Linked DNA regions of Homo sapiens: region 2 is linked to region 1. Evidence: chromatin loops called from intact Hi-C (ENCODE). Cell type or tissue: GM12878. All regions are shown on one strand. Each heading gives the region's core, and the rest is flanking DNA. Links, peaks and the distances in the headings are about the cores only. Region 1 overlaps C1QTNF7-AS1 (C1QTNF7 antisense RNA 1). Region 2 overlaps LINC00504 (long intergenic non-protein coding RNA 504).

What was found. Peaks named below come from ENCODE experiments on the same cell type or tissue, not always from the same donor. Only the 100,000 strongest peaks of a DNase experiment are listed, where the experiment ranks them.
Region 2: it touches region 1 in a loop (1.9-fold over the local background); 8 of 110 quality-filtered maps call a loop at or near these places.

What each region holds. Positions count from the first base shown.
Region 1 is chr4:15,147,091-15,151,481 of GRCh38, forward strand. All of the region lies in intron 2 of C1QTNF7-AS1 (C1QTNF7 antisense RNA 1), which reads right to left. Among named protein-coding and RNA genes, the nearest start is that of CPEB2, 150 kb to the left of the region's middle. RefSeq lists enhancers at 1,930-2,886, 2,722-3,921, 2,887-3,843, 2,979-3,118. In GM12878, for the core only: no CTCF peak of the experiment used is centred there; DNase peaks (open chromatin) are centred at 2,491 and 2,991; H3K27ac peaks cover 725 bases.
Region 2 is chr4:14,747,685-14,752,075 of GRCh38, forward strand. All of the region lies in intron 2 of LINC00504 (long intergenic non-protein coding RNA 504), which reads right to left. Among named protein-coding and RNA genes, the nearest start is that of LINC00504, 140 kb to the right of the region's middle. In GM12878, for the core only: a CTCF peak has its summit at 2,423 (motif pointing right); no DNase peak of the experiment used is centred there.

The sequences.
Region 1 (4,391 bases), core at 274-4,273:
GGTGCTTCAGAATGAAAGATGAATTAGGGAAGCAGGCACCAATTAGCAGAGGATGCTACAGCCTATGATAAGGAGCTTTAATTTGATAGGAGACAATTGGGAGCCATTCATCCTGCAGCTCAGAGAAAGCCATTGACAAGCCCCTAATGACACTCAGGGGCCTTTGAAACCTTTAATTGCTAACGGCAATTTTGCTATTTCCGTGTAGAAGTGACACAGGAGGATGAGCTCGCAGCCGCCATATGCACCCAGGCTGCACTGCCCACAGCAAGGTCACTGTAGGAGCATCCCTCCTCTCCTCTGTGCACAGCAGAAACACTGCAAGTGAGCCCAGGTCACTTTCCTTATGTGTCCCTGAACCCCAGGTAAAGGCCCCCCTGCCTCCCATATCCCCATGCCTTACTTACATGGCTCTTGGGTTATAAGGAGCCCTCATATCACTGTTTCTCTTCTGCAACTTCTGCTCCCCACCTTTGCCCCACTAGTTAACCCCCAGGTCTCCATCCAAAGAAAGGATTCACAGCTTCCAGAATTTCAGTTCCAGTGAGGCAAAATGCTGCTCTTCCTCTCCCATCACCACTTTAAAACACCACCAGGTCAAGACCAGTGTGGAAAAGGGGGAAGGAGGCTATGAAATCCTGCTGATAGAGAAGTCATGGGGGACTGTTTTGTGTTTTTATCTTTTATTTTTCCAAGTTTTGGATCCCTTCCCTTCTTCCATCTGGCACAAAAGCACTTGGAGGCCAGTATCTGGACCTGGCCTTCAAAAGCCAGTGAGTGTCAACAGGAGAACGGATTCCAGACGCACGGGACAATGGCCTTTTCAAGGCACAGAATGCTGCTCAGTATTGTACGGTTTGCATGTGATGCAGCTTCTTGAATGCACACAAACACTCCCATTTTCACCAGCTCCATGATGGTGACTTATTTACTGCTGAAGATCCCAGGGCCGATTCAAACTGCAAACATCTATCCCCACCCCAAAAGGGAAGAAAAAAAAAAAAACCTGACAACAACAAAAAGCCACATATGAAAAAGGAAAAGCCAACCAGTGTGCGACTGTGGGACTGGAACTCTGAAGTGGGCACCAGGTGCATTAATTACACTTGATTGCGTGTTGGTTTATGACTGCAGTCACTTGTGTGCTATGTTCTTGCCCCGCAGCATCTGTGCCGAAGGATGTCCTTGATATTTCACTAAGCAAGATGAATATTGGCCAGATGGTGACTTCACAAGGACATAATTCACATAGCATTTTCCTGCCCCGACACAGATTTCTGTGAAGGAATCTTGAATGCCACGCTGAACAAAACAGAACAAGAAAACTCAATGCCCCGAGAAGGCTCAGTCGTCGTAAGTTGAAGATTAATGGTCTCCACAGTGATGCCGACAGCAGCCCAAATGGCAGCCGGATCCCAGGCTCATGCTGCAGATCTTGCCAACCCATCTCTCTGTCGCTTGCAGAGTGAGCTGACATCATCTGAGGCATCTCCAATTCACTTGAGGGGGGAAGGGCACTCCCTGGGCCCCAAAAACACACACCACAGGAAACTGGGTCATTTACTTTTTAAAATGATTAATTTTGTGTAGTGACAGGCTTCGTCAGTACCTGCGTGCTTGGTAATTTTATTTTGATGGTGACCAAGTGAAGAACGTGCCCTAGGCTCCAGCAGCGAGCTCATTCTGGTGCCCTGGAAGGGGAAAATGGGAGAGAAGCAAATCTCTCTCCTTGGAAACTCTTAGCAACACCGAGAAGCCCTGGTATTATCAGGCCGCCAGCAAGTAAGCAAAATGGCCCAGTTCCGAGTTGCTTTAGGAAAGTTCTTACTCCCTGAGAGTACTATGTAGCTGACCTACATGGAGTTAAAAAGGTAGGCATTACACACTTGTCAGTGGTATTTTAAATGTGGTAAGCCTGTCTGGAATTTGTAAAATTTCTACAACCTACACATTTGAGTCCTGAACCATGAAATAAAGATATGGAGAGTGAAGGTCATCCTGCTACTAAAGAAGGTCAACCCAAGACAGTCTGAAAGCAATAGAAGTAGGGGGCCGGGGTGTCACATTCCTGAGGTCTCTGTGTGCAGACTGCCCATGTCCTAGTGATGTGGAGTCAAGACACAAGACATGTCCTCAAGCAGGACCAAAATCATCCCTTCAAAATCACATCGCCATGTTGAATGGTTGCTGTTTGTTTGTTTAGAAGGAATAAATAATAGTGATAAAAGGGATGGAGGCTATTTCTTGTACACCCACTGCGTGTGAGACTCCCTGCTGCACACGCCCCCAGTAACTCCTACAGCCCTCTGCAAGGTGTACCCATCGAGAGATTGTGCCCCCGCATCAGACTGCCTGCTCTGCCACCTTCTGCTGCGTGACCTCACACAACTGACTTAACCGCTCTGAAAGTCAGTTCCCTCGTGGGTTAAACAGAAATAAGAAGAGAACCTAGTTCACAAGCTGGTAAGGACTGAATGAAAGAATGCTTTGAAAGCTTGGTAGAGAGGCTGTCATACACCAAGTGCTCAAAAAAGTCAGCAATCATTATTACTCAGCATGCGTAGCTCTGGAAGTGAAACAGATTCTCACAAACTCTACCAAAGGGTACCTCATTCTTACACGATAAAAATAAGACCAGGCCTTCCTAGGCTGCTGCCTCCTGCCTCCTGCTAGGATGCAAATTCATGGCCAAAAACCCAGTGACAACAGTCCCTCCTTTACCAGCACTATTTGGCAGGCCAAGCTTTGGCAAACAGCCCACCATACCCATTAAAAAAAAACCACCATTGTTTCATCTGGAGGCTTTTTGATCCCCCTAAATAAAATGTTACCACCCTCCCCACCCCACCCCCAGGACAGATTCAGCCTGCAGGGGAGCCAGCTCCTCCTGCTATGTCACTCCAGCCAGGCAGGCCAGGCAGGATGACTCAGCAGAAAAGAGCCTGCTGCGGGGTCCGCCCACCCTCGGGTCAGCTGCGGCCAGAAAAGGAAGGCCTCTGTGAGACAAACAGAAAAGGACACTGCTCAGGTCCCCTGGGTGCAAAGCATCCTTTGTCTGTGGGGACTTCAGACAGGAACCGCCCATGTTGACATTTCAGCTGGCAGAGCAGGCTTGGCCTGGCTGGGAGAGGCAGGAACCCCTGCAGAGGCTACAAAAGATAGTCCACACTTCTTTAGCCCAGCCAGATACCACAGTCCCTGTCCTCTGTACGTATTAATATACATAACCTCAGACTTATGCGTTTTCTATTATTATCCCTACTTTTGAGATGGGGACACTAAAGCACAGAGAAGGCAAATAACTTGTCCAGGGTAACACAGCCATGAAGTGGGGAAGCAGGGCTTACACCAAAGAGTTGTGGCTTCCAAGCAGGTGCACACAGCATCCAGGTCTGTCCTTCTGGCTGCATGTTATTCCCTCCCTCTGCTCTGCTGCTTCTCGGGAGCTCAGAGCCGAAGGCAGCATTTCATGGTTTCTGGAGCCTGGCTCCCTTCCTCCATCCCCTTCACTGCCCAATTACAGGACTCACCCTCTCTTCCCTGGATGCCATCACTACCTTCTAACCAGTTCTCCTTCCACCCAGGTTCACTCTTCTTGACCATCTCATCTCCCATTTGATGCTCCAGCAGCAAATACTGCTTGGAGGGCCCTACACATGCAGAGCTGGCATCACCCATGCCTTGGCTGGCTCATGCTGTCCTGATTGCCCAGAACACCTTTCTTTTCCAGCCTCTGCATGCTCGACTGCTCCTGTAGGACTCACCACCTCCAGGAATCTATTTCCCTTTCCTCAGGCTGGATGAAGTGGCTGGTTGAAGCTCACAGAACATCCAGTGCATATTTCTTGTGTGGCATTTTAGGACCGAGAACTTATCTATGACTTTGCATCTCCCATGCTGGGCATCATCCCTGACATCTAGGATGTGCTCCATAAAAGTCTGTTACATAATGCAAATAAAGGTGGTCTCCATCAGTACTACCAGTCAACATGCTCTACCACTGCAAATCCATGGAGGGTGCATGTGGTTATTGAAAATGCTGCTCTCTAAAAACTTCTAGTTCTCTGCCTTCCAGGCCCACAGTAGAATGGCCCTCCCTTGTTCTGTGAGGTTGGGAGAGGGCCATGTGGTCAGCTCTGGCCAATAAGATGTGAGCGGAAGTGAGTGATGTCACTTCAGTTGAGCATTCAATTACAGGGGTGAGATGCCCAGAGCAGCATTTCCTCCCTTATGGTGACCCAACATGGGAGATGGTGGCTGCTCCATCAACCTGAGGCCCCAAGTGATTGCAAGAAGGAAACTTTGCAATGAATATATAATGTGACCAGGAGGTAAACCTTTGTTGTTTTGAAGCCCCTGAATTTATTTTTTAGCATAACTTATCTAATCCT
Region 2 (4,391 bases), core at 269-4,268, 400 kb before region 1:
TCAGAATTTAGAGAGTTTCCCAGAGATGCACAGTCCTCCTGGGAACAGGAACCAGCTGGGTGTGAGGCTTGTGCTCTTGCTCTGAAAGGAGCACTCCCACACCCTTCAGTGAACCAACAGAGAGATATGCACACATTGGGGACCAGAGAGACATTTTTTGGATCAGTGCTAGAAGTCACGACTACAAATTCTCTTCCAGATTGTTTCCTTATTAATGGCTGTGAAACATTACAGCCAAAAGCTTCAGGAAAGGCACTATGAACCAACATGGCACTCAGTTCTCTAATTAGAAACATAATATTTCAGCTTGGCTCAAGTGTTGGAAGTCACTGTGGCAGAGAGCAGATCAGCAAAATGCCCTGAGAGCCACGCAAAGGAGACAGTCATTTAGGGGGAGGAGGAGACCTGGCACGGGTCACATTTTAAGTAATAAAAAAATAATAGCAGCAACAAGCACTTTGTCATGTTCAGTATGTAGCAAGTTCGGTTCTAACTTCTTCTTTTGTGATGATCATTTAGTCCCCACTACAGCCCTATGGTCCCTGTCCCTGTTATTGCCACATGGCAAGCCAGGAGGCCTAAAAATAGAAGGAGTAATGTGGCAAAGGCACTCAGCTAGTTAATGTGGAGATGGCTGGCATTGGAACCCGGGTAGAATGGCTCCAGACCCATCCACATAAACTCTGCTATGCTACCTCTCTATGCCTTAACTGGATGCCTCCATCAAGACTCTCCTCCCTCCTGATTTCAGGACAAGTGCAATGACTACTCATAATTGCAACCTCTGTTTGAAATTTTACCTGCTACAACTTGATTTTTATTGCCTCAATTGCTTTGCATCAAGTAGAAATATCACAGGCAGATGTTGGAATGAGACCAACCCCTGTTTGGAATTTGCTCAGCCCCTTGCTCTCTTGTTAGACCTTAAGCTGAGCGTCTACTCTCTCTAACTGAAGTTTTCCCATCTGGAAAACTAGAATAACAACACCCACCTTACAGGGTTCACAGACTAAAGGAGACATTTGCAATTCACCTGGTGGAGGAACAAACACATAGGATGTGCTCAATATACATTGGTTCCTTTCCTTGTCTTTTCCTTTTCCACAGTGCCCTACTTACACTTATTCACCTCAGGTGTTAATAGAAAAACACTTTCCTGTTCTACAACAGCCCTCATCTCCATTCTGGCCAAGAGCAACCACACACAGAGGCACTCATTCCTTCATTCGTTTACTCATTCACTAACACCAGGTAACACGCACCTCGGTGGAGGGTATTTGTTTCCCAGGGCTGCCTTAGAATACCACACATTTGGTGGCTTAAGACAAGGGAAATTTATTGTCTCACAGATCTGCAGAGAAAAAGTCTGAAATCAAGGTTTTAGCAAGGCCATGCTCCCTTGGAAGCCCTTAGGGGAGGATCCTTCCTTGTTTCTTCCAACTTCTGGTAGCCCTGGGCTTCCCTGACTGGAAGGTGCAGCATTTAGACCTCTTTCCATGGTCATGTTGCATTCTCCCCATGTGCCTCTGTCTTCAGATGGTGTTTTCCTCTTCTTAGAAGGATGCCAGTCATATTGGAGGAAGGACCCATCCTAATGACCTCATCTTAACTTGATCAAATTTGCAAAGACCCAAATTATTTCCAAATAAGGCCATGTTGCCAGGTACCAGAGGTTAGAAATTTAATATGTTCTTTGTGGGTTCACAATGCAACCCATAAGAGGGATGAGAATTGCAGAATGGTGCATCATGGATCCAGGGGAGGCAGATGGGGAAACTGAGGCACATACTTGGAACTTTTGGTCAATTTGTTTCTCTCCTGTTTCCCAGCATGATCTCCCATCATGGCTATGCACTCTGCAGGCAGGAAAACTGTGGCACAGGTCAGAAGTATTGAGGGAAACTCCTTCATAAGAAGCCAAGGAGTTGGCAGTCAGCGTTTCTCCTTGACACCTACTATGCACTGCACACACTCCATTCACCTAATTGAATCCTCCCAAAAACCCTATGAGGTTACAAAAGGTGGAAGTGAAGCAACTCATGAATGATTAAGCAGCTTACTGCTGATAAGGTTCAGGGCTGGAATTTGAATCCAGCTCTGCCTGGCTCCAGAGCCTGTGAATAGACAAGAACCATTTAATAGAAAATTTGTCACAGATGTTCAGTGCTGCATGCACATGAAGAATTAAGGTTAGCATATTGTGATATCACTGTGGATCCTTCATTGTTATTTGCCACATGGAAATGGCAACCACCCCATGTGGAACAGCTCACCAAGGAGATGCAGGGTTACTTATTTAATCGACTGCCCTCCACCTTTCCTCTCCTTTCCTCAAATCCCATTTTGTCTCTGGGCACAGATGGAGCATTCACTGAGGTGTTTGTGCAGCTGTAGCCTATGGGGACTCCCACGAATCAGCCACAGGGTGGAGCACTAAGATGTGGTGTTGCATCTGTGACTGCTCACCACACCCAAGTTGTCTTCCCTGCTGTCCACCAGCTCTGTGACCTTAGGCAAGTTACCTAACATCACTGAGCTTCTGTTTTCCCATTTGTAAAATGAGGATAATTATACCTATTCAGAGGTTGTTGTGAAGATTAAGGTAAATGTGGCAACACATGAAAAACCAGTGGTATAGCACCTGATACCTAGTATGTGTTTAACTAATATAACTTTCTTAGGTCTATAAGCCAATGGGTTCTCCTATATTTTAGCTCATTGCACTAGATTCCTATGACATGATCTAAATGGGGAAGGAGTGGAATGAGAGATCACTTTAACCTTAAAACACAAAAAAATGGGATTTTTCCCAAAGGCAGTCATATTTCAAACCAGGGGGTGCAGGGTATAAGAAAGCACAGGGACCTTTAGTTTCCTAAGGCAGGCATAAGGTGGCTAGATGACTTGAAACAACTGAAATGTATCTTCTCACAGTTCTGGAGGTTGGAAGCTTGAAATCAAGGTGCTGGCAGAGCCATGCTACCTCTGAAGCTCCTAGGGGATGAGACTTCCTTGCCTCTTTAAGCTTCTGGTAGTTACAGGAGTTCCTCAGCCCAAAAATGCATCACTCTGATCTCTCTGTCCATCTGCACATAGTCTTCTGCCTGTGTCTTTGTGTCTTCACTTGGCTATCTTCTTATAAAGATGCCAGTCATATTGGATTAGAAACTCACCTTACTCCCGTATGACCTCATTTTAACTAATTGCTTCTACAATAACCCCATTTTTAAATAAGTTAACATTCTGAGGTACTGAGCATTAGAACTTCAGTATACTCTTTGTGTAAGACACACCATAAATGACCATGTGGACTGAACTTCCAGAGAATTGATTTCCACTCCCCCAACCAGGGCCTAGGCTGTGGTTTGCCTGATGGGGTCATTGAACCCTTAGGCTCAGGAGAACCCAGCATGCATAAGTCTCTTCCCAAGTCTACATTCAGTGACATCATGCTGATGGTTTGAAGTCAGCCAGGTGGGAATATTCACACCATGCAAATTAGTAAAAGCTGCTCAGAGAGCCTGTTGTTCAATATTCACCAGCCCACTACTGTAAGTCACTAAGCTAAGGGAGTCACTTGTCTACTGTGAGATAGAAAAGACCCAAGACCCATGGGTTTCAGGAGATGAGAGTGTGTAGAACTGTAGAGAACTCCACTATTTATTGAGGAAGTCAGTTCACTTCTCCAAGAAAGTATGTAAATGCAGGATACCTCCCCTCTGCTACCCAACAGGCCCATGTTGAAGGCTGAAAGAGATAATGGTATAAGTACAATGTGTTCTTTTCAAAAAACAGAATTTTGCTGCTTTTTTTTTTTTTAACAGAATCTTGTTTTATTCAGCATGAAAAGTACAAAAAGCCTCAGACATAATCCACAGTGGGTGTATTAGTGCATTCTCATGCTGCTATAAATAACTGCCTGAGACTGGGCAATTTGTAAAGAAAAGAGGTTTAATTGACTGTGGGGCTAGGGAGGCTTCAGAAAACTTACAGTCATGGTGGAAGGAAAAGCAAACATGTCCTTCTTCACATGGCAGCAGGAAGGAGCAGAATGAGAGCTGAATGAAGGGGGAAGCCCCTTATAAAACCATCAGCTCTCATGAGAACTTATTCACTCTCATGAGAACAGCATGGGGGAAACAGCCCCCATGATTCAATTACCTCCCACCGGGCTCCTCCCATCACATGTGGTGATTATGGGAACTACAATTCAAGATGAGATTTGGGCATGAACACAGCCAAACTGCATCATTCTGTTCATGACCCCTCACAAATCTTATGTCTTCATATTTCAAAACATAATCATGCCCTTGCAACAGTCGCCTAAAGTCTTGTCTGAGACAAGGCAAATCCCTTCTGCCTATGAGCCTGTAAAAATCAAAAGTTAGTTA